Regions from separate parts of the Homo sapiens genome. Here region 2 is linked to region 1. A link is a loop called in an ENCODE intact Hi-C map of the cell type or tissue named here. Cell type or tissue: heart right ventricle. All regions are shown on one strand. Each heading gives the region's core, and the rest is flanking DNA. Links, peaks and the distances in the headings are about the cores only.

The links. A loop is a pair of places that touch in the nucleus more often than their neighbours do. Peaks named below come from ENCODE experiments on the same cell type or tissue, not always from the same donor. Only the 100,000 strongest peaks of a DNase experiment are listed, where the experiment ranks them.
Region 2: a loop joins it to region 1, with 5 times the contacts of the local background. A loop is called at or near these places in 15 of 110 quality-filtered maps.

Annotation. Positions count from the first base shown.
Region 1 is chr2:120,500,519-120,508,843 of GRCh38, forward strand. No RefSeq gene overlaps it. Among named protein-coding and RNA genes, the nearest start is that of LINC01101, 38 kb to the left of the region's middle. RefSeq lists an enhancer at 3,303-3,804. In heart right ventricle, for the core only: a CTCF peak has its summit at 3,679; a DNase peak (open chromatin) is centred at 3,603; H3K27ac peaks cover 584 bases.
Region 2 is chr2:120,666,191-120,674,515 of GRCh38, forward strand. No RefSeq gene overlaps it. Among named protein-coding and RNA genes, the nearest start is that of GLI2, 66 kb to the right of the region's middle. RefSeq lists enhancers at 2,805-4,004, 3,155-3,656 and a silencer at 3,423-3,717. In heart right ventricle, for the core only: a CTCF peak has its summit at 3,522; no DNase peak of the experiment used is centred there; H3K27me3 peaks cover 3,426 bases.

The DNA.
Region 1 (8,325 bases), core at 173-8,172:
ATGCACATGCCTTCTTGCTTTTCTCCCTGGAGGCTGGGACAATGTCTTGCCATGGTTCTGTCCCTCATCCCTGGTCCTCAGCCACGGCCATTGCCAGTCAGTGCTTTGTGTATTAGCTGCTTAGTAAATATGCCCAAGGGATGGATTGTAGGCTGTGGAGCAACAGACAAGGGAAGCCCCAGGTTCTGGAGAAGCCTGTGCCCAAAGAGGGGAAGGTATTTGCCCAAGATCACAAAGCTACGGTGGATTTTGTATGTATTGATTGTAGTGCTTTCCAAATGCTCCATTTACTCTGGGATTAAATGAGATATTCCTTGAAAAGCAAATGCTTGACCATAGTAAGCTCTCAATAAAGCTATCTGCTATTGTTGCCATCATTACTTTACATTAGCCTGAGCTACACAAAATTGCCATTTCTGTAGGTCAGCAGTGGTTGAATATTGGCAATTTCATACAGTTCAATGCAATATTTTTCCCCCTCAAAATTGGCGTACTTTGTTTATTAAATGAATATATTTTAAAAGGAACTTTTCATCCGTGTTGTATTAATTGCACTGGTCATAGTAGACGGTAACATGCCCCTACGCACAATGAAAGTAAGGTAATGCTGTTAGATTCTGCTTAGACATTCTTGCCTTCTCAAGACACTGTACTCCCCTTGTTTCAGATGGAGATTAGCAAGAATTCAAGAGGGGCTGAAAGCATTCAGGCCCCACTTTTTCCTTCATGGATCTGAAGAGTTAACAAGACTCTTAAAAATGGAGTTAAGAGGCCGGGTGCGGCGGCTCAAGCCTGTAATCCCAGCACTTTGGGAGGCCGACACAGGTGGATCATGAGGTCAGGAGATCGAGACCATCCTGGCTAACATGGTGAAACCCCGTCTCTACTAAAAATACAAAAAAATTAGCCAGGCGTGGTGGCACGTGCCTGTAGTCCCAGCTACTTGGGAGGCTGAGGCAGGAGAATTGCTTGAACTTGGGAGGTGGAGGTTGCAGTGAGCCGAGATCGCGCCACTGCACTCCAGCCTGTGCAATAGAGTGAGACTCTGTCTCAAAAAATAAAAACAAAACAAAACAGAACAAAACAAAAAACGGAGTTAAGAAACTGTGAAGGCATAACACTCCATCAGGCAGTCAGTGTCACCCCTGGGACCCCCTGAAACTCCTGGAATCTGCCTTGCTGAGGGAACCCCTGATTGGTAGGAGATGCTCTGGAAGGTCGCCTTGAAACGTGGCCGGTACTAAGGCAGCCGAAACAAGGCCTCCCGTGAGCCTGAGCTGAGGCCTGCCCATCTCTGGCCCCAGGCCCACAGCGGAGGGAGGGACCTTCTCTTTGCAGGGTCCAGGGCTGGAAGGAACTGTAAACAGTATCCCATTCAATATTGCGGCTTCCCAGGGATGGACAGCAAGACTCAGAGGAAGAAGGACCTGCCCAGGGTCACACAGCAAATCAGGGTGGTGGGTAGGGACCTCCCAGAACCCAGCCCTCTGAACACTAACCCCTACTCCTTCTGCCCTACTCTAACACCTCCCTCCAAGACCCCTCACTTCTGCTGCCACCACCTGCTCCCCGCCAGGCAGGAGCAGAGGTGCTGGGGGCTTCCTAGGGGATGACTCCCTAGACTGTAACTGTTCTTTTGTTTGTTTGTTTGTTTGTTTTTTGAGACAGCGTCTTGCTCTGTTTCTTAGGCTGGAGTGCAGCGTCATGATTGTAGCTCACTGCCGCCTCCATCTGTGCTCAAGCGATCCTCCTGCTTCAGCCTCCTAAGGAGTTAGGACTGTAGGCATGCACCACCATGCCTGGCTATTTTTTTCATTTTTAAATTTTTCATAGAGATGGAATCCTGTTATGCTGTCCAGGCTTGTAATCGTTCTTGATGAGCCAGTCTTCTTCCCCTCAAGAGGAAAAATGGGGGGTCTCACTCATCTCTATGCCTAGCATAGTGGCTGATGCTGAAAAAACATGTGCTGGACAAAACATCAAAGACCGACCAAGCACCATGAGGTAAGTGCCATTAGCCCATTTTAAAGAAAGAAAAGTTGAGGCCCAAAGAGGTTACATAGCTCACCCAAGGTCACACAGCTGCTAACCAGCGCAGTCAGGCTTAGAACCCGGCTTGGTCCAACACCAAACCCATACTTTTCCCAGCTGATGGTGCTGTCTGACCTCCTTGCATGCCTGCAACGTAGACAGGTCAAAGAGTAGTCCCAATAGCAGACGAGGAACCAAAGCCCTGAGTGGGGACATGCTCTTCCAAGGACACAGAGGTGAGGACCTGAGGCCTAGCCCTAGTGCTCAGCCCTGGGCCCCCAACCAAAGCCTCCTGTCCCCAGCCCCACCCAGGCTAGGTCTCCTGCTAGGTGCACTCTACTGTTCCACCAGCTCCTAGGGGTGTGATGTCACTGCCCCATCCAGCTCCTCTTGCCTGGCCTCTGCTGGAGCCTCCTTCCTGGCCTCTCTGCCCTGACCCAGGCCAGGCATTCTCATCTCCATGCACTGAGCCTTGTGGAAATCAGACCAAGTTCCTCCTGGATGGAACCCCTCCGCTGGCTTGCCTCTCTCCTAAGGACCAACTCATCTGAAGTCCCTGCCGTGGCCCTGCAGGCCATGTGCCATCTAGCCCCACATCCTCCTCATCTCATCTCTTTCTCCAACCCAGACACTCCTGAAGATACCAGACATATTCCACCCATCCTGAGGACTTCGTGTTGGCTGTCCCCTCGACCTGGAAGTCTGCACAGCATTTCATGATGGGGCCACTTCTTATTCATTGATTGCCTGTCTCCACTGCAATATGAGCCCCAGGGAACATCACCCCGGCCTTTGCTGAGGCTGCACCCCCTGCCCCCACCCATCCATGGCCTGCCACGTGGTCACCCTCATTCCACAGTGCAGATCCTCGGCCTCAGCCTGGCACAAGGCTGGGTCCCAGAATCAGCTGCGCCCTTGTCACCCCACCTGGGGCCCCACACACAGGACAAATGACAGGCGTGTCTCCTCGGGTGCTGGGGACCAGCCCTGGAGTGTCCCCCATTGTTCCCAGAAATTAGCAGCGGTTGCCGCATTCAGGGGAAGCACTCCACCCCACGGGCTATGGCACTTGGGGGAGAAGAGAAAAAAGACAAGCAAGATCACCAGGCGGGCCAATGCCGGTGCCTTTTCCCTGCCTGCGATGCACACTTCATTTAATTTTTATAGTGGAGGGAGATGTGGGGTCTTTTGAGCATCGATATCCTCGTGGGCAAGTCTAAGTGTCAGACAATAAGCGGAGGAGCGGCGCTCGGAGCGCGTTGGCCCCGCTGTCAGTCTTGCCCAGATTAACAACTTCATCTGAGCCTTTGTTGATATTGACACTCGGTTGCTAGGTAACATGTTTACCGCTCAATGAATAGGACTTGAGGGCCAGTGGGGGCACAGTCAACAGATTGGCAAATAAGGCAAACGTGCCATGACTTGATGTGCCCATCGTGGTGCCCAAGGGTGCAGAGGATGCTGATCTGCACTGACCCCCGATAGGGCGAGTGGCTGTGGCCTCATGCCCAGGTGGGGAAAGTCCAGGAAAGCAGCGCTGTTTACACCCAGGGCCCAATCTCGTGATGACATAGATGCCCCTGGCCTCTTGACAAGGGTGCTTCTCTCCAGCAACGCTGTGACACGGTGTCCCTGCAACTCTGCTGCCCTGGAGAGGCCCTGCCCGCCTATTGCACCCTCAGCACCTTTGGCAGCTCCTGCCCCCTACTTTATCCCTATCCACAAGGGGTGTGCTGTCCTGAAAGGAACCCACGGCTGGGAGTCAGAAGACTTTGTCACTTCCCTTGGCTGGGAGGCCGTGCATGTGTGACTCAGGCCTTGTGTTGCAGGGCCTGTATGCTGCGAACGTATCCCCTGCCCTGCCTACCTCATCAGGGCATTCAAAGGAAAGGGAGGGCCCACCGTTTATTGAATGCCAGCCCTGCGCCAGGCCCTGTGCTGGGCCTGCTAGTCATTCCCTTTAGGCCTTGCAGCCACCCTGTGAGGTGGGCTGCTGACTGTGAACTCCTTTCTGATGAGTTCCTGTTAAGTGATCAGCCTTGAGGAGTAGTCGGTCTGCAGACTCCAGAACCCTCATTCCACTGTCCCACACAAAGACTTGCTCCTCTGTTCCCCACCTTAAGCTACCTGTTGACTCAAGGGCTGTGTGGAAAGGGGTCAGTCGGTCTGGCGAGCAGACGGCAAGGCCACCACAGGGCTCAGCAATGGGCATTTTGCTGAGCATGTTAGAGAAGCAAGGCTCTGTAAGAAAATCACACGATGTACCCAGGTAACAAACCTGCACGTGAACCCCCCAAATCTAAAATGAAAGTTGAAATTATTTTCAAAATAAAAAATCCCAAAACAAGACCAAAAGAAAATGGTTGGTCAAAACTCAACAAAGAGAAATGAGAATAATCAGACTCTGCACACAGCAGTCAAGACTGCAGGGCACAGAGGGCGCTTCCATGTGGGAATAGGAGGGGGACAAAGAAGCTGAGGAATGACCAGGAGGACAAGGAGGAGGGGAACCTGGACCTGCATGGAGCCTGGGGGCTGCAGCTCCACCATGCCCACCTGCACAAGAAGAAGCGGACACGAATATGCCAGGCTCCGTGTCTGGCGGCAACTCTGCATCCTCCACAGTCAGGCTTGCCCAAGCCACACCTGCGCTCTCCAGTTCTCACCTGAGTGGAGGCCCAGACAGCCTCCACATAGAGCCCTGATGGAGGGTCTATCATTCATTCATTCACTCCACACATATTTGGACCTTCTGTCTGCCAGGCTCTGCAACTGTTGCAGCTGTCGCTATGAAGGACACAAGCCAGGTCCCCACTTTCACGGAGACTTCGATGTGGCAGAGAAGGTGGACATGAGACACCTGATAATTACATACCGACATATCTCATGACAATTGCGCTATGTGCTGTGGGGAAGCTGTGCATTAAGGTGGAGGAGCTCACCTCACCCAGGGGCCACAGGCAGCTCCCTGGAGAAGCCGCGATGAAGCTGAGACAGGAAGGAGGAGCTGCAGGTGTCCAGCTGACTAGGGAGGGCGGGGACGTCCCTAGGGTGAGAAAGACACTGAAATGTTGGAGGAACTGGGAAAAGCCCAGTGTGATTGGAGCCAAAATTCAAGGTGGGAAAAGAAGTGGAGAAAGAGTCAGGGGCTGGATTCTTCAGGCCTTGCCGGCCATAGTGAGCACTTGGATTTTGTTCTAATAGCAAAATAGTGATGGGGAGCCATGAGGGGCATTAGCAGGAGGAGGATACACTGGGATTCCAGGTGCTTTTATAGGCTCTAAACGAATGAGGTCCACGGCAGCCAGGATGCAGTACCAGGGTGGGCTGACCAGGTGGGATGCCCCTGTCCACAGGACCTACTTTTGGGAGCTACTCTAGGACAGGGAGCCCCAGCCTTGGTTAGGTCTCTGTTTATTCCTACTGTCTGGCTGGAAACCTGCAACACAGAAAAGCTTAGTACATGATTGCTAGGTTGTAGGGAACAATTTGAGAGACCCCCACGCTTTAAATATACTGTGTAACTATGAGGTATCCAGCCATATTGCCCCCAGTCCCCACCCCAGCTTTATTGATCCGTGCCCCTGGCCTCTGTCAAAGCCTGCTAGACGCCTATGCCTAGGGCCCTTCCCTGATACCCCTGACTGCTTCAGTCCTTGAGCTGCACCACCACCCCTCAGCCTTCCCGCAGGCTCCCAGGGCAGCAGGCTCCCTGTGATTGACATTTACATATAATGGATGATGTACCCTAGAAGGCCAGCAGTTTTTCTTGCATCTTTTTTGCACCAAATACTTTCTAAATACACAATTTCCTGACTTAAAGATAACTGAACTATATCTATTCACCCACACATCATCTTCACATCAATACTTAAACTGTCTTAAAGACATCATAACAGAGAGGCAGGAGGGCTGCTTGCAACAGAGATGAATAAACCCCTTACTGTGGCAGGGTCCCTATGGTGGTCCCACATATGTATGGGACATGCGCCACCGCTCCATTCCCCACCCTTGGCAGGCATTGCTCTTTCCTGCTGCGTCTGGTTCAATGTCATGACCCTTGACACTTCACTGGAGGCAGCCACAACTAACGAGTTGGTATTGATGCTTGAGACTAAACGTCTCGCCTTCAAGCTGCTGTGCTGGAGTTTCTCTCAGCCATCTCCCACTCTCTAATGATCATCCCCGTGTCCTCCTGCCGTAGGTGGGTCTGGTTGCTGCCCCCTTCTTCCTATTTTCTTCCACAACTCCTTGCGCCTCTGTTCCTCCTTCTACTACTTCTTTCCACCTCTCTCAATCTTGGCTTCTAGAAGCAGCAACAAGCCCAGAGAGGTGCTGGATCACCCGTGTCTCCTTTAGCCGTCAGAGTTTGGACCTTCAGGCAGAAACGGCTTCTCCTGGGAGGACGTTCAGCAGCTGAGAGCTAGATGAAAGGCTCAGGTTTTTGGTTTGCTGTTTGGGTAATTTACTCCCTAGAAACTTCTTTAGTGCTTTTATGTGTTCCTCCTCCTCTGCAACCTTTTTCAAGGGAGGAAAAAAGAAGGGAACGTGCAGCTATTGAGAATCATATTTTCATATGTCATTTATTCCTTAAGACAACTTTTTCAGATGCGGCTTCTTCCCCCGTTTTACAGATAACAGAGCTGAGGCTCAGACAGATTGAGTGACATTACTGAAGGTGGCTTCGCTTGTGCCTTGCCTGGAAAGGCAGTCCCAGCCCACTGTGTACTGCCTGCCATGGTTCCAGCCTTCACTGCTTCTCTCGACCAGCTTCATCCTGTCATTGTGTCAGGTTCCCATTGCTGCCATGGGTGTCACAGGGCTTTCCAAAAAGCAAAGGTTCTTCATTTTGGTGAAATCCAATTTATCATGTTTTTCTTTTATGGGTGTGCTTATGTGTCATAGTAAGAGATCTTTGCATAACCCCTGGTCACAAAGATTTTCTCTTATGCTTTCCTCTAGATGTTTTGTGGGTTTAGGTTTTATATTTAGGTCTATGATCCATTTGAGTTAATTTTTGGACAAGGTTTGAATAGCGGTCCAGATTTATTTCTTTGGACCTCCAATTGTCCAAACACCATTTGTTGAAAAAATGACCTTCATCGAATTGCCTCTATCTTTGTGGAAAATCAATTGACCATACGTGCGTCCTACTATTTCCGAACTATCTGTTCTTTCCCATTAGTCTATGTGTCTATCCATCTGCCAATCTCACACTATCTTGATTATTGTCTCTTTATAATGAGCCTGGAAGTCAGGGAATATGAATCCTTTAATTTTGTTCCTTTTTGAACTTGTTTTAGCTCTTCCAATGCCCTTGGGTTTTCATAAAAATTTTAGAACTACCATGCCAATTTCTAGCTTTTAAAAACCTTGCTAAAACTGGTTGGGTTTGTGTTGACTCTATTGATCAACTGGAGGAAAACTGACCTCTTAAGGCCTTGGAGATTTTTGTTTGTTTGTTTTGTTTTTGAGACAGAGTCTTGCTCTGTTGCCCAGGCTGGAGTGCAGCAGCATGATCTCGGCTCACTGCAGCCTCTACCTCCCAGGTTCAAGCTATTCTCATGCCTCAGCCTCCTGAGTAGCTGGGATTACAGGCACGCACCACCACGCCCAGCTAATTTTTGTATTTTTAGTAGAGTTGGGGTTTTGCCATGTTGGCCAGGCTGGTCTCGAACTTCTGACCTCAGGTGATCCACACACCTTGGCCTCCCAAAGTGCTGGGATTACAGGCTGGCCTTGGAGATTTTAATCAACATTTTATTCCTGGCTCTTGTCCCCAAGCCACAGTCCTTAAAAGGCTCAATTGAAAAAGACAAGTAAGTCAAGCTATAGTGGAGAAGGCTGGGAAGAAAGGTTAACGCTGGCAAGTCTGCTGTGTATACAGATACCAAAACAGAAATCTTGTTAACATTCGACAATCCTGGTGTCAAAAATCCCACAGCCAAGCCCACTTTGGGGGAAGCTCCGAAGACTCTGGTTAAATGCCAATGCTGAGGGGAAAGGGTCACCCAGGGCATTCTTTATTGGCCTTTAGTAACTCAGCTGATGCCATGCCTCAAAGGGCTCAAAGGAGAGCAGATGTTGGTGGGGGCGGGAGCATGGGCCTTGGAGTCCTGCAGGGCCTGGCTCAGACCCCAGTTCTGTCTCTGCCAACTGTGTGACCCCGGGCAAGCCACTTAATCTCTCTGAGCCTCGATTTCCTCTGCTATACCCCGAGCTGCAAGGCTGTTTTCAGGAATAGATATATAGTGCATTTAACACAAAGTAAGGTCATCATAAGCAGGAAGTATT
Region 2 (8,325 bases), core at 175-8,174, 170 kb after region 1:
TATCCTGCAGCCAAGTGATAAATGGGCTTTACAATTATTCAACTTTAATCAATCATTTAACATTTTTCATGTTATTCCCACATAGCATTTCACTTTCACCTGACTTTTAACTGTCCCCATAAATTGGTATTTTTTAAAACAATAAATGCTTACTTAGACTTACCAACATGCTGACTCATTTCTTTGCTTACTTTGCCACCTTCATCATATTCCTTCTTTCTGGATTCAGCTTTCTTCTTACTGAAGAAAATCCTTTTCTAATTCTCCAGTGAGAGGTTATGAGTATAAATCCATTCAATCTTTGTTTCAAAACTGTCTATTTCATCCTCATTCTTGAATGATTGTTTAGTGGACATCAGTGCTTTTCAGTCAAATCTTTAGTTCTGTGATGATCTTATCCCATTGTCTCCTGGCATCAGTTGTTGCTGCTGAGAGGTCTGCTGTCAGCTTAATTATCATTCCTTTTTCATCGGTCTGTCTCTTCATTCGCTCTGTCTGCTGTGTTTGCAGTTTTATAATGACGTGTCTATGTGTTGTTTATATTTCACCTGCTTGGAACTTGATGTGCTTATTTGACCTTTTTCCCCTACTCCCTCATTCTGGAGAGAATATGCATCTGAACCATCTCACTCTGTCCACCAGTCTCTTCACATCACTGCCACATTTTCCTTAACTTTGTGTTTTGCAGTTTTTTTCAAATCTACCAACCAACTCCCCACTTCTGTCTTCGGCTATACTAAACCATCTCTTTAACTGATCTATTGAGTTGTTAATGTTATTTTTTTTGTTTGTTTCTTGAAATCTGATTATTGTTCACGTTTGTCTTTTATGATTCTTTTCTTAGTTTATCTTTTTAATGTTTTAATCATATTTATTTTATGATTTCTCTTTTTCATTGTTAAATTCTAGATTGTTCAATCATTTCTAGTTCTTGGAATAAGAGTCCTCTTTTTGTTGACTCTATTCAAGATTGTTTTAATTGTAAGGAACAGAAAAGCCCACATAAACAGACCTAAGAAAAGGTGAATTAATTGTCTTAATGACCGAAAAGTCCAGAGTTGTAGTTACAGTTAGTCCATTTGATTCAGGACCAAAACCCAGGGCCTAATTTCTCTGTTTCTCGACCTCCTGGATCCACTTCTTCTGTGCTGGCTCTGTTCTCAGATAGATGACTCCTCATGGTGACAAAACAGCTGCAGAAGCAGAGATTCCGCCATCCTCCCAGGTTCAAATATGGCCAGCAAGAGAATCTTCTTTCTTTTTTTTTCCTTTTTTTCTTTTTTTTTTTTTTTTGAGATGGAGCCTCGCTCTGTCGCCCAGTCTGGAGTGCAGTGGCACGATCTCGGCTCACTGCAAGCTCCACCTCTCGGGTTCACACCATTCTCCTGCCTCAGCCTCCTGAGTAGCTGGGACTACAGGCATCCGCCACCATGCCCGGCTAATTTTTTTTTTTTTTTGCATTTTTAGTAAAAATGGGGTTTCACTCTGTTAGTCAGGATGGTCTCGATCTCCTGACCTTGTGATCCGCCCCCCTCGGCCTCCCAAAGTGCTGGGATTACAGGCATGAGCCACCGCACCGGGCTGAGAATCTTCTTTCTAATAGTTCCTTTAAACATCCTGAGATCAACTCTGTTTAGTGTAGTTTAGATCACATGCCCATCTCTGCACCAATGACTGTAGTCATGGGAATGAGATATGCTAGTTGGCCTTACCTGTGGTGGAGCCCCATCAGTCTGCTTGGTATGGAGGAGTGGGATCACCAAATGGGCCATTGGAAGAGGAAAGAACAACAGATGCTAGGGAAGTTTTATTTGATTCATGAGGTCCCCCCCTACACCCTGTCCCCTTACATACCTGCCTGCACATACACCAAGATGACTGCTCCCCAACAGCTCCATCGATGAGCAAACCTGGCCCAGAAAGTTCCTTTCCTAGAGGTTCCCACTACAGCCCTGGGGCTAATTCTTTCTGACTAGATTTCCTTAAACTCAACATGGTCACTCTCCCTGGCCATGCCTGAGTCATGTTGCTTCTTTGGAGCCAGGGGGCAGGGTCAATCTTATAGAGCCACGCAGTCTGAGAGTTGAGGAGGGATAGTCCCTAAGGAAGAAGAAGTGCTTACACCAGATGAGGGAGATGGATACTGTCAAGCAGAAAAACTTGCTGTCCTTTTCAAAAGGGAACCCACCTCTTCCTGAAAGCCTGTCTCTTCCTATTGGGCAGCCCAGCCTGCCAAGCCTTGATCAGCCTCCTTGTGCCTCCCATTCAGAATCTCTCCATGCCATGGACATTTCATGGTCTCTCTGGTATCTCCTATCACAGATTTATTTGGAAACCTTTCTCTGATTTCCAGCGTGTACCATTTTCTAGAGTAGTGAGCTCCAAAATGGGTCATGCACTCTCTAAAATAGTGCTTTGTTATTTACTGGCCATAATTAGTTCTCATCAGTACCTCTTTGGGAATCCCTGGTCTAGAAATGATGGATTCCATATTTCTCTGATAAAATGACTTCCTAATTCTTGACCTCAGGCATGCCCCTCCTTTCCAGAGAGAAGCCCATCATTTGAGTCTGTTCTCAAGACACAGACCATCCTCCCATGACTACCTACCCTTGGCCAGTCCCTGCTGTAGCCCGACTTCTCACTGTGTTGTCACACAGACCCTGTCACTTAGAAGCTGTGGGACTTTTAGTGAGTTACTGAGATTCTCTGAGACTCAGTTTCTTCACCTGCAAGATCAAGATAATAATGTTCATCTCCCAAGATCAGGAGGAGGAACTACTAATGGAACCATGGAAAGGAACCTCAGGCATGGCACCTGGTTCAGAGGTAGTCCTCCAAATGTGCACCCTCCCTTCCCTCCTCTTGCTCGCAGCTCCTAGCTCAAGGTACTCTTGGTCACTCTTCCTTGGCCTCTGGCCTGCCTTTGACAGCTGGTAACTGACCAGTCCTTAGGCTCTGGTCCTCAGCAGCCACATGCCTTTGCCGTGATATAACTTTTCATCTGAGCCTTGATTCCTGACACATGGCACCTGCTGCCCCCACCCTGAGATCCACCATCGGCCCCTCCCCTCCTGTGATTCCTGCCACAAACTCCAGGCATGGGTGTGGCCCTATTGGAATGTGCTGGGGGAGAAGCAGGAGGCGGGGACAGGTGACACAGAGGAGGTGATGAAGGTCACACCAAGAGAGGTCCCTGGTGGTTCTTTTTACCTTGAGAGAACATCTGTGGCTTCCATGTTGTCACAAAACAAACAGAAGTGAGTCTGAAGTTTCCCAATCCCCGTAGCTGGTTTCATGGCTCTTTGACAGTCCTTTCATGTCCCTGACAGTGGTGAGCTTTTTCCCCTGGGAAGTTAGGGGGCCTCTGTTGCACCCCCGCGGCCCACCTCGCCCTGGTGACGTTATCCTGGCACTCCCAGGCTGATGACACTTAGCTGTCACCTTTCATGCATGAGCAGCTGTTGCCGCCTGTGTTTCCAGGTGGCCGAGCCCAGTCCCTGTGCCTCCCCTTCCTGCCACATGGGGGACCCTCCGACGGGCTGACTCACCCGGTTCTGCTGCCCACGGAGGGCTTCCCGCTCTGCCTTTCTTGGGCAACCTTCCCAGTTTTCGACGAATGCCTTCCGCTCACAACAGCCCTTTCCTGGGGCGTGTAGGGAACCGGGAGTGGGGTGAGGGCGGGTTCACCCTTCTGCTCAGGTTTGAGTGGCAGCCTGCAGGCGCCCAGGTCTGCGCAGAGATCTCAGACTGTCCATCAGTTCCAGGGCTATTTATGTTTCTGACATTCATTTCTTCCTGCTCCCTTCACCTCCCCCCTCCCACATCTCCTCTTTGACAAAGCTGTGATCAGCCCCACAGCAGAGGCCGTGTGTTTCTTGACCTGGCTTTCCCGTGCTGGGAGCTGGGCTTGCATCGAACCCCTCCTGCTCCCTCAGCGGCTGCGGCCCTTCCCGTCCTCCTGCTCACAGAGCGCACGAGAACCAGGGAAAGCTGTGTGGCTAGAAAGAGCCCCCTCTCACAGCTGCAGACTGCAGAGTTGTCAAGCCTCAGGCAGCTCCGCCCTTCCTTGAGCCTCAGTTTCCTCATCTGGAGAGTGAAGACAACCATCCGCATCCTGCAGCACGGCAGTGACAGTTCTGTGAGAAAAGGTGCCCAGAGTGACGTCTAGCTGCACACCGTTATTACACTACAGGATAAAACGGCTGCCATTACCACATGCTCACCATGTCCCGGGCCACGGGGCACAGATCGACTCATTCAATCCTCACTGCAAGCCATGAGGAAGATCTCACAAGAGGCCCAGGCAACAATGAGGAAATTGATGCGCCGAGAGATCAAGTGACTTTCACAAGGTCACACAGCTGGTCAGCGGCAGAGCTGGCTGTCATCCCGGCATGTGTCCCTCCTCCCTCCAGGAAGAAGCCACCCCAATCCTCCAAGGATGTTCCTTTTCCATCTTGAGGGTATCTGGCCTCCAGAGACTCCTCACTACCTCGGGGCCATTGCTTGGTTTCCCTGGCCCCCATCACCCCAGCCTCCAGCTCCGACGGTCACACTGACTCCGGGAGTTTGTCCAGGGTGAGCACTACTCCTCATACCGCTCTGAGTGCCTCTTCCATGGGGAGGCCAGTGGCTCAGGTCTTCTGCCCTCTGTTGATCAGGAGGCTGAGTTTTTCAGAAGGTCTCCCAGTCAGGTCTGGGACAGGAGCCAAACAGTGGCTCTCGGCCCTCTCCTTCCCCAGACAGGGCTCTGGAATTGGGCGCCACCCCAGCAGCCAGCGAGGGGCTGCCATGCCTGTCCCTGGGCTGGCCCTGAGCCTACAGGTGCTCTCTGGGGGCAGGGGGAGGAGGGCAGGGCCTCGAGAGCCGCAGGCAGAGCCTGGGAAGAAGGTGTCTGTTGTTTCCTTCTTCATCTCTGGGAACAATTCGCCTTTTGAGCTTCTTGGCTGAGCGAGTTGAGAGATTCTTTCTCCAAGGCTTCTTGACAGATTGATTTATCTGTTTCAGTAACTTGGACTTCCTGAGAAAGGGTGGCTTCATGCCAGGGCAGGCGTGGGCACCAACCTGGGGGACGAATGTGGGGCCTCCTCCGAGGATGGCCTTGGACCTCAGGCTGAGGTGTGGACCCCAGGTCCCTGTCCCCTGGCTGGAGACCGAGCGGGTGAGAAGGATTGCCAGCAGGAGCTGCAGATACCCACAGCCAGGCAGTCATTCACCCCATCCTCCCGGCCCCGCTGCTCCCCAAGCGGCTCTTCCTGGACCCATCTTGTGGCTGGGAAAGTTGAGTCACTGAGAAGCGACTGCCCTACCGCAGTAGGCAAGAAGCTGAGATCAGACTTGAACTCAGGGTTCTGAGGCCTCCACATCTATCCTCACCTACCTAAAGAAAGAAGTTTGACCCTCAAACCCCAAGTTGCTAGAGGGCCTGGGCTGAGAAGGCCACAGCTAGCAACTCTCCCCGGGCTCCTCCTGCTTCCCAGAAGGAAGGCCTGCTTCCTGCCTCTGCTGTCTGCCTGCAATGCCTCACAGCCCATGGCTCGCCTCTGTTGCAGCACACTCGCCTGCCTTCCCATCATTCTGCCCACTCCTCCAGGCAGGGCGCCCAGGGCTTGGCACTGAGTAGGGGGCTCAGTTGAGAAGGGAAGGGAGGGAGGAAAGAAGGAAGTGAGGCAGGGAGAGAGGGAGGTGAGGGGAGGGTCCTCACACCCTGTGGGTGATGCCCCAGGGGCCCTAGGGCCATTATGAAGCCCCTAAGGCAAGCTGTGCTTTAAGAATTCAAGAGTCTGGGCTGGGCGCGGTGGTTCACGCCTGTAATCCCAGCACTTTGGGAGGTTGAGGCAGGCGGATCACCTGAGGTCGGGAGTTCAAGACCAGCCTGACCAACATGGAGAAACAGCGTCTCTACTAAAAAATACAAAATTAGCCAGGCGTGGTGGCGCATGCCTGTAATCCCAGCTATTCGGGAGGCTGAGGCGGGAGAATCGCTTGAACCCAGGAGGCAGAGGTTGCAGTGAGCTGAGATCGTGCCATTGTACTCCAGCCTGGGGAACAAGAGCGAAACTCTGTCTTAAAAAATAATTTAAAAATAATAAAAAAAATAAAAAGAATTCAAGTGGCTGGATCACAGCTCACTGCAAGCTTGAATTCCTGGGCTCAAGCGATTCTCCCCCCTCCACACACACACACACCTCCATCCCCCTACCCTCCCACACCCTGCTCTGCTGCACTGCACTACCTCCCCACCCCCCAGCACCCCACCACCCCTCCCACTCCCATGCCACCTCAGCCTCCTGAGTAGCTGGGACTACCAGTGTGCCACCACGCCCAGCTAATTCTTAAATTTTTTTTTGTAGAGATGAGGTCTCACTATGTTGCCCAGGCTGGTCTCAAACTCCTGGCCTCAAGACAGCCTCCCACCTGGGCCTGGTAAAAGCGTGATTATAGGCGTGAGCCACCTCGCCCAGCCATTAACCATTTTTAAGTGCACCGTTCAGAGGCATTAAGCACATTAGCACTGTTGAGCAACCATCACCACCACCCATCCACAAAACCCTTCATCTTGCAAAACTAAAACCCTGTGCCCATTAAACACTAACTCCCCTCCCTGCAACCCCTGGCAACTGCCATTCTACTTCCCGGCTGTGCATTTGACTACTCCAGGTGCCTCATGTGAGTGGAATCATGCAGGCCATGCCTTTTGTGTCTGGCTTATTTCACTCAGCACGATGTCCTTGAGGTTCATCCGGGTTGCAGCGTGCGTGAGCATCCCTTGCTCTCCAGGGCCAGCGCTCCACTCTGGGCGCTTTCCACGAGCTGCCCTCGCACGGCCCTCTGCATGATGCCCACGTTGTCAGGCAGTGCCCTGCCCTCCAAGTTGAGCCCCCAAGACCAGCCCACCCCCATCTGTCTGGCCCCAGTGTTGCCCACCCATGCCTGCCTTTCTCTGCAGAAGGGAGGCTGCTCAGGGCCAGGCCCTCCTGCTCCCTTGGCCCTCGGGGTTCCAGGGGGAGAGAGTGGTGGCTGTTTCAGGTCACCCACAGCCATGCTCTGCCTGCTGGTCTCCTTTCCCTTGATGCTGCTGCCCCCAGGACCTTGAGTAGCACGTTGGTGCCCTGATGCTTATCTTCTTGGGGACGCGCGCGTGGGAGGAGGACTCAAGGAGAGGGCAGATGGGTGTTGCGAGGGATCAGTCTCTAAAGGCAGAACTTCAGGAGTGCATGTCAGCCAGTGCAGGGCTCCTGGACCATGCCCTAGCGTCCTGCGTGGTGTGGCTGCCTCCAGCTGAACCTCTCCCCACATCACCACGCTGCTCCTGTCACTGAAGGCAGCCCCAGGTGCTTGGGGCAGCACTGACCTCACATCCAGTGGAGGGGCTCAGGTCCTTGCCTGCCATTTGCTGACTGCCAGGACTTGGCAAGCCCCTCCCAGAACCTCGGTCCCCCATCCCTCGAACAGACCAAGCCCTCACCCACAGGGTGGCTGTGCGGATGAGCCAGCAGGCGTCTGGCTGGGCCGGGCCAGCCAGTGCTAGGCAGACGCCTGTCCAGGGCACCCGAGCCTTCCGCTGCCCAGCTGCCTGGCTCCTCTGGCCCAGGGCGAGTAGAGAAGCCCTATGCCTCAGCAGAAGGAGAGAGAGCATAGAGCAGCACCCACAGAACCCTGCAGGAGGAGTCCCTGAAAGCCAGCTCCCAGAGCTGTGAGGACTGTATGCATCCCAGGCTGGCGGCCCCTCCCCTGGCCGTGGAATCCAGGCCCACTCCGGTGACAGGTTGACAGTCAGTCCTCTGGCTTCCACATGTGCCCATTTGCAGCTGTCCCCAGACGTCACTGCAGGCAGAGCAGTAGCACAGCCTCATACAGCATTTTCACCACAGACCCAGCAGCAGACGTCGCTGTAAGAGCACAGACGATGCAGAAAGGCAACCAGGAAGGACAGGGAGTGGAATATTCACTACCTTTGTTTTTAATACAATTTATTTAATCATCAGTTTGTAGAATTTAATTTGTAACAATGGCTGTCAGCATTCCTAAACGTTTAATGACGGTCAGTATTAGTGACCACCAGCACACCACTGTCTCAGCCCCTGACCAGGGTTCTCTGGCCAGCACATGGGCATGGAGGGCAGCTGCTGGGGGGACAGGCAGTCCCTGACTCCCCAGGTGTGTGGCGGGCCAGACCCAGGGCCTCTGGCAGCTCAGACCTGCTTTCAACTTCACCCTCCTACAGCCTGTCCTGCAGACACCACTGATGTCCCCACTGCACAGATGAGAACCCTGAGACTCAGAGATGGGCACCACCTGCACAGGCCCCAGAGCCGGTGC